Regions from separate parts of the Homo sapiens genome. Here region 1 is linked to region 2. A link is an interaction called in ENCODE POLR2A ChIA-PET data of the cell type or tissue named here. Cell type or tissue: Caco-2. All regions are shown on one strand. Each heading gives the region's core, and the rest is flanking DNA. Links, peaks and the distances in the headings are about the cores only. Region 1 overlaps SORBS1 (sorbin and SH3 domain containing 1). Region 2 overlaps ALDH18A1 (aldehyde dehydrogenase 18 family member A1).

What was found. Peaks named below come from ENCODE experiments on the same cell type or tissue, not always from the same donor. Only the 100,000 strongest peaks of a DNase experiment are listed, where the experiment ranks them.
Region 1: POLR2A ChIA-PET joins it to region 2 with 9 read pairs; 3 of 35 experiments call an interaction of 5 or more read pairs at or near these places.

What each region holds. Positions count from the first base shown.
Region 1 is chr10:95,389,554-95,392,468 of GRCh38, reverse strand. All of the region lies in intron 15 of SORBS1 (sorbin and SH3 domain containing 1), which reads left to right. Among named protein-coding and RNA genes, the nearest start is that of PDLIM1, 100 kb to the right of the region's middle. In Caco-2, for the core only: no CTCF peak of the experiment used is centred there; no DNase peak of the experiment used is centred there.
Region 2 is chr10:95,634,318-95,637,158 of GRCh38, reverse strand. It overlaps ALDH18A1 (aldehyde dehydrogenase 18 family member A1), which reads left to right. Exons shown (of 18, transcript NM_002860.4): 5 at 1-66. Among named protein-coding and RNA genes, the nearest start is that of ALDH18A1, 21 kb to the left of the region's middle. In Caco-2, for the core only: no CTCF peak of the experiment used is centred there; DNase peaks (open chromatin) are centred at 1,478 and 1,794.

The DNA of each region.
Region 1 (2,915 bases), core at 223-2,722, 240 kb after region 2:
AAAGACATCCTCCCTGGAGATCTTTTAAAAATAGGGTAAATTCCATCTCACGCCCCCACTCCTGCCTAGATGACATATCCGGGCATAGATCACTGATGTATTCAATTAGATCAAGGCTTCTTACAAGTGATGGAAACATTTGAGCTAGATCATTTAAAATAATCACAGGGTTTTTGGTTTTGAGGTTTTTTTTTTTTTTTTTTTAAACCATTTCAAGAGAGTCTCTGGATTTCTTGATCCTTGATTTGTGGTTTTCATGTTGTCTGTGAGCTCCAGCAGGGCCTCATCAGCCCTGTCCGTGGTGCTGCTCCAGCTCTGTGCTCCCCGATAGGTGGCCCTGCGCTCTATGCACATCCTTCTTAACATAGGAAAGATGTATGCCTTTCAAAGAAAGGCATTCAAGACAGATCAGCACCAAGTGGAGGCTCTACCCACAGATGTTAATGTGCATTAAGAAACAGCGTTACTGAGAAATCTGAGCCATCATTCCAGAGTCTCTCTCCTGGGGAGAAGTTTGTTTTTACTGCTGGGTTTTTTTGTTTGGTTTTAATTCAGAATTTGGAACTAGAATTATTTGTAATAAACCTATCAAAGCCTAGCCTAAGGGCTGCCATCTCTGTCTAAATTCTAGTTGTTTATACAGTATAAAAAAGACATTTCTAAAGCTCTCAAAGCTGATCCTCCTCAATAGTAAGGGACTGTGTGAAAGTTTGTTTATGCTGGCTTAGCAACCTTCTTTTTTCCCCCAGCTACAGTGAAAAAGCAAACTTTTGGCCAGACTTTTAGACTATAAATAGAGTTATCATGTCTCAGTCAATGAGGGTTAAAATGTTCTTTTTAAAAAAAGAAAACTTTGGAAATTCCAAGAAGGGGCAGTCACTTTTAATCATTTTGTAATCTTGGAGACTGCTGTCTACGGGATGGAAGAGATGTTAGCAGAAGGGAGGGGGCAAACTGTGCAGAAACAGCTTCAGAAATGCAGTCCCCCACTTTCTTCCCTGCTGCTTTAAGGAACAGCAGTGTGGTGGCCAACATCTCAGCAGCCCAGAGTGGTAATCCTATTAATAATAATAGTCTTATAATGACATAACCACCACCTCAGTGACTATGTGGCTGTCATTAATTGAGCCCTTGCCACATACAAGTTTCTGTGCTGAATATATCACTATTGTTATCTCATTTTCATTCTCCCAGCAGCCCCATGAAGTAACTCTTCATTTTATCAATGAGGAGTATGAGGTTCAGAGAGATTAAGTAATATATGCAAGATTACACAGTAAGTAGCAGAACCAGGATTCAAACCTAGGTGTTTGGGGCTCCATTAACACAGGCTTTTACTCAACGCTGCTATACTGCCCTGCAGATTCCTTTCCCCTTCCTGACTCTGTGTTCTTGCTTGTCCCCTTCTTGTCCAGAGGCTCTCTGGTATCTGACTGCAGGCATTCAGCTTCCCCTGAGTCAGTCCTGCCTCAGTCTGCTAAGCCAGTACCTCCCAGATGGTGCCTGGAAATATATAGTTAGGGACCCAGCACGGTGGCTCATGCCTGTAATTTCAGCACTTTGGGAGGCCGAGGTGGGCAGATCACCTGAGGTCAAGAGTTCGAGACCAGCCTGGCCAACATAGTGAAACCCTGTCTTTACTAAAAATACAAAAAAAAAATTAGCCAGTGGGCGTGATGGCAGGCGCCTGTAATCCCAGCTACTTGGGAGGCTGAGGCAAGAGAATCACTTGAATCTGGGATGCAGAGGTTGCAGTGAGCCGAGATCGCACCACTGCACTCCACCATGGGCAACAGAGTGAGTCTCTGTCTCAAAAAAAAAAAAAAAAAAAAAAAGAATATATAGTTAGGAAAACTCCTCAAGTGATTGACAGACAGGATTGAGAACCACTGGGATGGGGAAATACCACTCTTCCCAGCCCCCAAAAAGAGATGAAGAAAATTGGCCAGATGCAGTTTTGGGAATATGGATATAGGATGAGAATGGAGAATGCAGATTTTATAGAATTAGCGCCCCCTACTCTGAACACGCCCAAATGATGTTGGCTCACTTGGCACATTTGATGTCAAGAAGAGGGAAAATATTTTCAAATAATGGCTCAGAATTTGCAGCAAAACCAGATAACTGGTATGTTACTTCATGGTCCGTGGCTTCTCCTGACTTTCCGTGACCTGTGAGGACCTCCTGGACCATGTCAGTGAGAAGGCGAGTCCAGGTGAAGCCCCAGAGACCAGCTTTTTTCCCATGCTTTGTGATGCCTCTTCTACCACTTCAGGCTGGTGGTGGCCACTGCCACCTCTCGGTGATGTCACTCAAGACACCACCTCTAGGCATCCCCAGGTTGTGGTGTCAAAATGGTCTGTCTCAGTGCTTCTTCCTCATTCCTAGAAGAGATTGCACTAAGGCAAGGATTTAAAGAGGTGCATCTTCTCAGGCACAGCTGTAGTTGAGTTAAAATAATTCTCTACTGGCCTTACAGGATTTGTAAGAATAGCTTTGTTTTGTTTGAGTTCAAGCAAATAATTCTATTGTGAAGATGCTTGGCCGGGATCTGTGCCTCCTGCCCCAGACTCCAGCCAGTACTGCCCAGGGGAGAGTCTGAGTCGTTCTCCTAATGAGAGCTTCCCAGGAGATCTCCGCCTAGCAAGTGCAAAAGGCATTGACTGGCCTGTGGGACAGTTAAGAAACGGTAGCAGTTACTCCCTTTCCACCTTCACGGCCCAGGAGTTCGATAGCAGATGAAGACGGTGAGTCTTCTTCTAACCCTATGGTTCTCCCAAACTTTCTCCTTTAACTTATTTTTTGCCCCACCTCATTCTCTTCTTCAGAGTTCTATTTTTTTCTCTGTGTCTTCTATAACTACTGTACACCCTATCCTGGTCTTTTTTTTTGCATTCTTTAGAACTTGATTGCCA
Region 2 (2,841 bases), core at 1-2,500:
GGACAGAGTGGGCTGATGGCCTTGTATGAGGCTATGTTTACCCAGTACAGCATCTGTGCTGCCCAGGTGAGAGGCTGGGCTTTGAAATGGGTGTGGGACCTGTGAGGGTGGTTGTTGTGGAACAAAGGGGTCTGGAGCCAGACTATTGGAATATGGTGTCAGCTTCATCACTTGCTACTTGAGATCTGAAGAAAGTTTCTTTTCCTTTTTGTGCCTCAGTTTCCTCATCTGAAAATGGGGATAATATCAGTGCCTATTTCAGATAATTTTTGGAAGGGCTCAGTGAGAAAATATATGAAAAGCATTTAGTATAGTGTTTGGTACATAATACATTGTCAGTAAATATCAGTTCTTGTTACACTAATAACTTAGGATTCCAAGTGCTAACACTTCTGAAGACAGAGAAGTTAAATGTCTTTATTTCACTGGCTTCTTTGATTTCAGGTGGCTTGCTTCTCTTTGCACCTGGTTGGTTGCCTTTTATAGCAGATATTTATTAAGCTTTGAAGGGAAAGAGGAATGCTGGTGATTGGTTGGTTTTTCACTCATTCAGCAAATATTTATTGAGCACCTATGGTGTACCTAGCAGTCTTGGGCATTGGGGATACTGTGGTGAACAAATCAGACATGATTCCAGTCCTCATGGGACTTACGAATTTTTGGTGGCTACCCCTAAATGTTCTAGAACCTTCTTTCTACATTGTTTCATTTTTACCTAAATCTCCTGAATTTTTTTGAATTATATTCTTAATCAACTGTACAACTACACACTAGAGACATCTCAATAACAGTCACTTCAGGAAACAACTGAAAAAAAAATCTAACTCCCAAATTATTTTATTTTGAAATTCCTTTACCTGTAAAGATGTAAAATAGCTGTTATTTTATATTATGGATATTATTTTACATGTACACTACATGCACAGATGTTATTTTACACAGGTGATATTGTTATATATACATATATTGTTTCAGGTTTTGCTTCTTCATTTCCTGTTACTTTTTTTTGTTTCTCCATCATTTGCCTGTTTGTACCCACAGTGATGTTCTGGTATTACACCAGAGTGTCCTCAAGTCAGTGAGGTAAAACAGAAAGGCACGGACTTGTCCCATTGCCTATGGCTGGGGACCCCACTTTCTGTAGTCTTAGCTTTTTTTCTGTTAGTATAAATACAGTATAAATCTCTATTTATATCACTCTTCTTTATTATTTGGTTTCTCTTCACAGTCCAATGACAACTTTGGTCTTTAATTTTTTTAAAGTGCCTGGAGCCAGGTGAGGAAGCTCAAGTCAGGGAGCTATGGTTTTGCTTTGGTTTGGTTTTTCCCAGGGATGAAACCTTTTGAGAGTTTGTTTTTGTTTTATTTTGTTTTGAATGATGGTAGCATTAAGAGTCCATGCAGCATCAGCCATTGTTTCCATTTACATTGAGTGAAAGAAGAGCCCTGCCCCCTCCAGTTCCCAACAAGCTTCAACCCCTGGGCTCTTTCCTCTCACACCTGTGTCTTCCCCCAAGGCCATCATATCTACAGAAAATATTTGCCCTTTGTACCTTTTCCTGTGGTTCCTTATTTTCTTCAGTAATCCTATATAGAAGACCATTGTCAGTGGCTTTTGAAAATTTCCAGTAGGTGGTTTGCCAGGTTAAAGACTTAAACACTTAAAACAGCTTGTTTTTTCTTCATAGAAGGGAAACTGATTTTCCCTCAACAGATTGCGCTTGTCTAAACACGTACTTTTCCCTCTTGGGACTCTTTATCTCCTACCTTCATGCTGAGATCCCCAGGCCATGTTTGTGAAGCTATTTTGGTGACAGGTATTTTTCCTGGACCTTTAGATCTCCTGCTTGTCTCTCCTACACACGGGTTTATATTAATTGTTTGATCTTTCACCATCGTGACTAGAATCTATATGTTCAGTTTGGACCTAGTCCTGTGTCCAACAGCACTAAGCTTTTCTGAAAAGGAGTTCATGATCTTCCCTTTCAAAAATATGCTCCATTTTATTTTTCCCCAAGACATCAACATTCTTATTCTCCATTCCAGCAGCTAGACTCTGGCATTTCAGAGGTACTCAACAAATTTTTTATCGAGTGAGTGAATTATTTTTCTATATGTATGTTTCCTGTGTTTTATATACCATTAAGGCTACTGTTTTATTGCTATATTCTTCTCAGTTACCATAGCCAGACCCTTAACCATCCTCACTTTGACTGTTTCAGTGCCTGCTTTCTTTACTATTTGCTTCCAGCTTTCCCTACCTCATCCTGCCCTACACAGCAAGAACGCTCTTCCGTAAACATTAGAGAGATTGCATTATTTATTGTTGAGCCTCAAGGTTTGTTGCCATTTAGTTTCTTGCTATCTCCATTCACCCATTTATCTTTTTCTCCTAAACATTGCATAAAATTCTGATTTAAGCTAGAAAGCAGAGCTGTTTACCAGCCCACACACCAGCTCTCCATTCTACCTTTGAGCACCTTATGCTCATCTCCTCCCTTGAACCAAGTTGTGTTCTGCCCCCCTTTCAGCTTGTGACCAAAGACTAACTTCCATAAATTTCTCAGACTAACCCCACATGCTCACACACAATCTTAGTTAACTCCAGTAATAGTCTGCTTTAGAGCAAGAGCAGTGACAACACAGCCCTATTCCATTTTGTCTAATACACTTTCACTCACTCACCAAATATTTAAGGGCCTACTATGGCCAGGCCCTGAATCAGATCCTAGAATACAGAGATATTTTAGAAATTGCTGGGGCACAGCGGTGTGCATCTTTAGTCCCAGTTACTCAGGAGGCTGAGGTGGGAGGATCACTTGAGAGTAGGAGTTCAAGTCC